Regions from separate parts of the Homo sapiens genome. Here region 2 is linked to region 1. A link is a loop called in an ENCODE intact Hi-C map of the cell type or tissue named here. Cell type or tissue: GM12878. All regions are shown on one strand. Each heading gives the region's core, and the rest is flanking DNA. Links, peaks and the distances in the headings are about the cores only.

Region 1 (4,397 bases), core at 332-4,331:
GTGTTACTCTAAAAAAAAGTCACTTCGTGGTTGACTCCAATTACCAGGAAAGTATTTATTTATTTTTCTTTCTTTCCTTTTTTTTTTTTGTCAGAGCGGAAGAACTTGACTACTGATTTATTACACAGAACTAACATAAAAGGAAAATGAAGGCACCTACCTGTAAAGAGAATATAAACCCAATAGTTAGTTTGATTTTGTGTTTTAGCCAAATTATGAAAAATTATAGCCAAGCATTAGACTTTTACCAAGGAGTGATTAAGGAGACAAAACACATTATTAAGGATAAGGACCTTATAGGTATCAAAGTTAATAATCCAAAACTTCAAGGAAACTAGAAAGAAAGAAAATAGCTTGAACAATAACAAACAAAAGCCTGCTGATGCAAGCCTGACGATCTGACTCCAGTCATCTAGGTCTTATTTCATGAGTCTCTGATGGAAGCTGTCTACTTCATGCAGTCATCTTGATCTGAAAGTCTTGGGTGGAAACTGTCTCCTCATGATCTTGTGGTTTCTGGCCCATTGGGCTTTCTTGTAACTTAAGGATGAGTAAATTTCTTTACTTGAGAGAAATGGTTGTAAGCATCAACACCCTAGAGTTTTGTTGTAGTGTTAGATGTTTATAGCAACTTATATAGGTTCTTTTCATCAAGGCTCAAGGGCTATTTTTCTCTGAGGTCTCTTCCACAAGATGAAAAATATCAGAACATCATCAAAATAGAAGACAGTTGAATGATTTCTTGAGGGGTAACAGAAAATTAATATATAAGCATATAGTCAATGATGATCCTGGGAATAGGAGCATAAAGAAATTACATTACCATTTCCTGTTATAACCAAGATGAATGGAGGACACATTATAAATATGAAAGGCCATATTTCTTATCATGACCACAGCCATCATTCTTTTAAAATCATATTTATTTGAAAATACACCTGTACAGCTGAATAAGTAAATAATTTAGTTTATTGATTGATATTAGTTCCATAGAGCCAAATGGATTCCCAAACTCCAATGAGGGCTGCTAGGAAGAAAATAACAGAAGCTACAGCATCAACCAACAAATGTCTATTACACATTGTTTGGCTAAATCTCCTTCTCTTTTTTCCATAGCAAGTTTATGACTTTTATTTTTATTATTATTTTTTTTTGAGAGCAACCATAAAAAAAACACATAAAATAAAAAATTCAACAAGCAATTACAAATTCTCTTGAAACAAATAAAAATATAGAAATTCTCAGCAAAGAAATAGTGGGTATTTAGAAAGAACCAAATGGAAATGACAGAAGGAGACTCCAGGGCTTTTTAATTTGTGCCACAAGGTATATTACAGTGGTCCCTGATCGACAAAGACATTGGAACTTAATAACCTGATACAAAATCTTTTTGGAGACAATTATTGTACCAATCTTTGTACATGAAAAAACTATATTTCTAAGATATGTCAATCAGGGACCAGACAGGAAACAGAAACCACATCAGTTTTTTGAACAGGGAAAGTTTAATATAAAGAATTATTAACTAGCAGGAGGTGAGTGAATTCAAAAAGGAGTAAACAAGGACTCTAAAGAATCCAGAAGCAGCAAGTGCGGAAAAACAGCGCATCCCTCTAGGCTGAGGAAGAATGAACGATAAAGAGGAGAAAGGGCTCCTCTCAGCAACCACCACCCCAGGGCTGAGATTCAGACCTCTTCAAAGAAGACATGTTTATTTATTTATTTATTTTTTCAGACTGAGTCTCGCTCTTGTTGCCCAGGCTGGAGGGCGGTGGCGCGATCTCGGCTCACTACCGCCTCCGCCTCCCAGATTCAAGCGATTCTCCTGCCCCAGCCTCCTGAGTAGCTGGGATTGCGCCACCACGCCCGGCTCATTTTTGTATTTTTAGTAGAGACGGGGTTTCACAATGTTGGCTAGGCTTGTCTCGAACTCGTGACCTCAGATGATCCGCCCGCTTCGGCCTCCCAGAGTGCTGGGATTACAGGCGTGAGCCACCGCGCCCCGGCCAGAAAGACGTGTTTACTACAAACACAGCCACACAGCCTGGCAATGGTGAAGATACTTGCTAGAGGGGCCTATAAAAGTGATTCACCACTGCTGGTGGGGATAGGCAGGCTGGGCCAGTCTGCAGGAAGGGTCAGCTGTTGCCAGAGGATATAGGTAGCTGGACCTGGTCTAAGGTCGCCTTAAGAAGAGGGACTATACAGACTGAGGGCACAGCTAGAGCTACTTTGTTAGGCTCGTGTATTGAAGATTATAAGAGGGCTGGAGTCCAACCGAAAAGTGTCTTTCCGTAGCTGTGGCCATGCAGTGTCACTCTAGCGCCCTCTGTCGATGAACCATAACATTTTATCTGTTGGCAAAAAAACGATTGTAGGGTTCAGGACTGATCATGAATCAGGGCAAAATAGTGTAGATTTGCAATGGAGCGATGATATTAAATTGGTAACTAGCACATAAGCATTCACAATCATGAAACAATATTAATAATTTTTTTATTCCAAATTTTATTTTATTCCAAATTTTGTTTCCAAATTGATTCCAATTTTTTTTTTTTTTTTAGACGGACTCTTGCTCTGTCACCCAGGCTGGAGTGCAATGGCGTGATCTCGGCTCACTGCAACCTCCGCCTCCCGAGTTCACGCGATTCTCCTCTGCCTCAGCCTCCTGAGTAGCTGGGACTACAGGCTCGCCCCACCATGCCCAACTAATTTTTGTATTTTTAGTAGAGACAGGGTTTCACCATGTTGGCCAGGTTGGTGTCAAACTCCTGACCATAGGTGATCCTCTCGCCTCAACCTCCCAAAATGTTGGGATTTCAGGCGTGAGCCACCGGGCCTGGCCACACATAATTAAAATTTAGAGAATGTCACACATGCCTAATTATTTCTACTATTTTTCTTTTATAAATTGAGAAACTGACTTTTTGGCCGAACTGGTGGCTATTCCAGTAAATTCAAAGAAAGTTTTGATTTATAAGAGAACTTTACAGGCCAGGCATGGTGGCTAACTACATCTGTAGTCCCAGCACTTTGGGAGGCCGAGGAGGGTGGATCGCTTGAGCTCAGGAGTTCGAAACCAGCCTTGGCAACATAGTGAAACCCCATGTCTCCTAAAAAATACAAAAATTAGCAGACATGGTGGTGCACGCCTGTGGTCCCAGCTACTCGGGAGGCTGAGGCAGGATGATTGCTTGAGCCCAGGAGGCAGAGGTTGCAGTGAGCTGAGATCACACCACTGCACTCCAGCCTGGGTGACAGAGCAAGACCCTGTTTCAAAAGAAAAGAAAACAATAAAATCTTAAATAAAAAAAAAAGAAAAGAAAATTTTACAGTCTGATTATTCTGAATTAGAGAACTGAATTTGGAACACACATAATCAAGAAGAGTTGTCAGGGGACATAAGACATACGCATAAGCCATTTTATTCAAAGGCTATACATGGTTGTAACAAATAGGAAACACAACGATAAATAATAGCTATTACTAGTAATTTTTATTTTTATTTTATTTTATTTTTTTTTTTTTTGAGACAGAGTCTCACTCTGTCACCCAGGCTGGAGTGCAGTGGCATGATCTCGGCTCACTGAAACCTCCACCAACTGGGTTCAAGTGATTCTCCTGCCTCAGCCTCCTGAATAGCTGGGATTACAGGCGCATGGCACCATGCCCAGCTAATTTTTGTATTTTTTTAGTAGAGACGGGGTTTCACCACGTTGGTCAGGCTAGTCTCGAACCCCTGACTTCGTGATCTGCCCACCTCGGCCTCCCAAAGTGCTGGGGTTACAGGCATAAGCCACCGCTCCCGGCCCTTGATTACTAGTAATTTAACTTTAAAAAATTTCTTGCCAAAATGATTCCATCATATGTAAGAAGTCTAGAGAGTTAACAGAATATTTTGGGAATAAAAAAGAATTTCTGTTTATCTGAGCATGAATAACTAGGATGTTACGGGAAGAAAATGCAGATCTTAATTTTACTTTTTGTTTTCAATCCATATTAAAATTTACAGTAAAAGATATGTAAGCCTTCAAATTTGTCTTTTGTCTTTTAAATTTTTATTTATTTTATTTATTTATTTATTTATTTATTATGTTTTTATTTTTTTGAGACGGAGTCTCGCTCTGTCGCCCAGGCTGGAGTGCAGTGATGCAATCTCGGCTCACTGCAAGCTCCGCCTCCCAGGTTCACACCATTCTCCTGCCTCAGCCTCCCGAGTAGCTGGGACTACAGGCGCCTGCCACCATGCCTGGCTAATTTTTTGTATTTTTAGTAGAGACGGGGTTTCACCGTGTTAGCCAGGATGGTCTCGATCTCCTGACCTGGTGATCCGCCTGCTTTGGCCTCCCAAAGTGCTGGGATTACAGGCGTGAGCCACCGTGCCCAGCTAAAATTTT
Region 2 (4,397 bases), core at 107-4,106, 260 kb before region 1:
AGTGTTTACAAAGTGCTAGTAATAAAGCAGCCTAAAAGTGATCTACACACAATGCCTTTAAGATCTTTTTTTGAAAAAATTTAAAAAGACCTCAGGAATACAGGAGCATTTTCAATGTCACATTTGTAAGAAACAAATGCTGATATATAAATACCATGGAACCATGACTGACTAACCAAAGTCCCCTCTGGGAGCAGGTAGTTTGCTAGTATAAAGGGCCCTGTGCCTTGATTTCAACTGTCACTATGTGGAAAAATTTAAGAAATTTAAGAGGTTATTAGTAGGACATCTTACTTAGCCTATAAAAGTCCTTTGGATTTGGCAGCAGGGTTATAATGAACTTGAAGAAAGGAGTGGGTTAATTGCACCTGCCTGGCTCACCATGTGGTTTATCAACTTCAGCATGGGAGGGCCAGATACAACACGAGTGTGCTTCAGGCCTGCTGTTCACCCATTCTCTCCTCCTTTTTCTTCCTTAGTATCCCTATAGAAAATCCTTTCCCCCTTCCACTCTGGAGTTATCTTCTGTAAATTAGAGATGCCCATAGCACCCACCCTAGGAAGCTGTTGGGAGGACCAAAGGAGATCAGAGGGGAAAGTGCCTGGCATGGAGCCAGTGCCCATCAAGGTAGTCATGACTTGATGACATGAGCCCTCCCTTCTCTCACAAGCACAAAATACTCCTGGATGTGTCCACATAGTCACAATACAAAGTCCATGTCATGTGCTCAAGTGTCTAGGAAGCAAATCTGCCTCTACTCCCTAAGTACTACGCACTATAAATAAATACACAAGTGATTTTAATTACACAGCCTGTGTAGTAGAGCGGAAAGCATAAATTTAGGCTTGGAGGTTAGACCTGTCTGGGACTGAATCCTGGCTCCACCTCTGACCCTAGGTGAGTCCAGCCTTTCAATCCTCTACTTCCTGTTGTGTACAATAAAGATTCCAGCCGCCCACTGGGATTGTAAGGATGTGAGATAACTCACAGAACAGGTCCGACTTAAAACAGGCTCAATAAATACAACTTCACAGGATATTAAATTCTCAGATATGGGACCAACCAGTAGACTCAGGAGATGGGGCTGGGATCCCTAACTATACTTCCTCAACAACTCTTTTTCATGTCAAAGATGCTGAGCCTCTTTTGGATGAGAGAAAAGCCGGGTGTGGGATATTTACAGCAAATAGGTAGTGAAAAATGTTAACTCCCTTTGCCCTCTAGCCTTTACCCTCTAGCCTTTCACTCCCAGACCTTTCTTACTAGTGGGTTGCCCAGCATAAAAAACATAATTTATGGGCTGGGCGCAGTGGCTCATGCCTGAAATCCCAGCACTTTGGGAGGCAGAGGCGGGTGGATCACCTGAGGTCGGGAGTTCAAGACCAGCCTGACCAACATGGAGAAATCCCGCATCTACTAAAAATACAAAATTAGTTGGGCGTGGTGGCGCATGCCTGTAATCCCAGCTACTTGGGAGGCTGAGGCAGGAGAATTGCTTGAACCCGGGAGGCAGCGGTTGCAGTGAGCCAAGATAGCCCCATTGCACTCCAGCCCGAGCAACAAGAAACTCCGTCTAAAAACAACAACAACGTAATTTATGAGCACAGAGCCCAATGCCACACTGCTCCCTGGTAGCACAAAACCCATAAGTTATGGAACCTCTGCTCACCAAGAAGCAGGTGACCTTGGCCAACATGGTGAGACCTTGGCCAACACAGTGAGACATTGCCCAACACAGTGAGACATTGGAAGACACAGTGAGACCTTGGCCAACACACTCTATTTCTCAGGGCTCCAGCCTCCTCATGAGTAAAGCAGAGAGGCTGGCACAGATACCATCCCTTATTCAAAATCCTAAGTTCTCTGAATTAAAGAGAAATCCTTCCCAAGACAGTGTTCGCCCATCACAAATTCTAAAATGTTCATTCATCCAAGGAAGGCTGGTGTTCCCTTCAGAGAAGGGCTGCGTCCAAATGGAGCACTGAGGTTTTCAAAGTTCAAGCCACGTCAATGGGACTAACTTGATTCTCAATAGCTAGCTAGTGTTAAATGCCAAGCGAAGCAGTTCACACAATGATTCTTCGGAATTTCCAACAACCAGCCAAGCACAGAGAAATCACGAGAATTAAAAAGGAACCACCAGATGTCACTGTCACAAAAAAAATTTGAATTGTATAGCATTGCTTTAGTTTCTACTAACACATAGATTAGAGAGCTAAAAAAGAAATGAAAAGGTTAATTAATTATCGGTTATTTAATTTATGGAGGTGGGAAAAATGTTCCTTTTCTGCATTTCATTATAGAGTTGAGCTGCAGCTTAAGGCAGGGGTTAAGTCCTAAGGTCAGTACTTAAAAGAAAAATCGTGTATATAGTCAATCTTAACATTGAACAAATACTTTAAGTTGCCATTATCATAGAATACTCACAGTTCTGGACATAACCCCACAGAGAAATAAGTATATACAAAAAATATGCATAGTGATATATGGTATATAATAGAGTGCATATGTAAAATAAAACTTTTTTACAATTAGGTTATCACTGAAATTTAACATAAATGAGCAAATTATTTTACTCTCCTGTGCATATTTCTAAGTTACTGCTTTTATGGCTGTACAATCCACCTTGTAAATCATTTACTATGTCAAGCATATCTATCCTCTAGTGCCAACTCTATCCAATCTACCTAATTTACAGTAAACAGGAATATCTGGGGCTGTTTTTGCAGGGAGCAATTTTACCCAAAACAAACAAAAACAAACAAAACCAAGAGACTGACTTTTAATATTTTAATGTTTAATTTTAAAACCATCACCAGTGGAGGTATTTTTAAATTAAAAGGAACAGAACTTTACACAGTTTCTTCCTATAAATAATCATAAGTTCCATCTATTAACACCTAGGCACTATGTTGAATACTCACGTGCTTATTTCTAATTCACAAATACTCATAAAAAGTGAGCATTTCACCTCTACAATTACTACTATGTTCTAATAATAACAGCAACAATAACAGGTAACACTATTGAGTGCCAAACATTGCTCAGAATCCTTAACATGTGTTAACTCATTTAATCTTCATAGTGACCCTAACAGATAGGACTATCATAATGTCCACATGAGGAAACTAAGGCTCAGAGATTTAAATAACTTATCCATAACTGAGCCTCAACTTTTCCATCTGTGCAATGGGAATAATACCACTTAATTTACAGCATTGTGAGATTTTAACCAATATTATATATTTAATGCACTTAGCACAGTATCAACAAAACAGACACTTAATAAATCATCTCTACTGTTATTAAAGTGCTTCTGCAGTTGAAAGTCTCTGGTGTAGACCAGGGATGAGCAAAAAGAAACCTCCTGCATGATCTTGCTCCACCCTTGAACTATCCAGCTGTAACAGAAAATTGGCAGAGTTAGCAGTCCTTTACTTGTAGCTCTGCTCCAAAATAAATGTCTCAAAAAGAGAACACAGAACCTTATCCACTCAATATGAGTGTTCGGAAGAGGCAGTTCCCAAAGAGTAAGGCTTCAAAGATGATCTCAAACTGAGAAATCCTATAATGGGGGAGAGAGAAGGTAAAGGGACTTGAGCTCACAAGCTTAGAACCACTCTATCTGGGTTCAAATCCCAGTTTCACCACCCACTGGCTCTGTGACCTTGAGCAAGCTATTTTCCTTAGGACCTCAATTTCCCATGTCACTCAGCTGTCCATAGATTAATGTCAGATGTGAAAAGCACTTAGAACAATGCATCCAGTAGAAAGATGAGTTATTATCACTATTATTGTTGTGCCTTGAATCTCCTAAAGGTACTCGTGAGTGGCACTGTGTGCTGCAGCCTGGGAAAGGTTAGGAAGTGGACCACACACAATGCTTGGCACTAAGAATCCTAAGTCACCTTCTCTGTGGCTGACATGTCCTGATGTCCCCAAATAGATCAGTCTATTACTATTGGTGTCAGGAAACTACAAACAGGGCCAAATTCCACCTGCTGCCTTTTCTTTTTTTGTAAATAAAGTACTTTTTTTCTTTTCTTTTTTTTTTTTTTTTTTTTTGAGACGGAGTCTCACTCTGTCACCCAGGCTGGGGTGCAGTGGCATGATCTTGGCTCAGTGCAACCTCCACCCCCCGGGTTCAAGCGATTCTCCTGCCTCAGCCTCCCAAGTAGCTGGGACTACAAGTACATGCCACCAAACCCGGCTAATTTTTTTGTATTTTTAGTAGAGACAGGGTTTTGCCATGTTGGCCTGGCTGATCTTGAACTCCTGGCCTCAAGTAATCGGCCCACCTTGGCCTCCCAAAGTGCTGGGATTACAGGTGTGAGCCACCGTGCCCGGCCTGTAAATAAAGTGCTATTGAAACACAGCCACAACTCAATCAATTGAC

What was found. Peaks named below come from ENCODE experiments on the same cell type or tissue, not always from the same donor. Only the 100,000 strongest peaks of a DNase experiment are listed, where the experiment ranks them.
Region 2: it touches region 1 in a loop (1.9-fold over the local background); 5 of 110 quality-filtered maps call a loop at or near these places.

Annotation. Positions count from the first base shown.
Region 1 is chr9:15,531,124-15,535,520 of GRCh38, forward strand. No RefSeq gene overlaps it. Among named protein-coding and RNA genes, the nearest start is that of CCDC171, 20 kb to the right of the region's middle. RefSeq lists enhancers at 1,455-1,995, 1,996-2,535. In GM12878, for the core only: a CTCF peak has its summit at 2,320 (motif pointing left); DNase peaks (open chromatin) are centred at 478 and 2,287; H3K27ac peaks cover 780 bases.
Region 2 is chr9:15,275,848-15,280,244 of GRCh38, forward strand. All of the region lies in intron 1 of TTC39B (tetratricopeptide repeat domain 39B), which reads right to left. Among named protein-coding and RNA genes, the nearest start is that of TTC39B, 29 kb to the right of the region's middle. In GM12878, for the core only: a CTCF peak has its summit at 2,147 (motif pointing right); no DNase peak of the experiment used is centred there.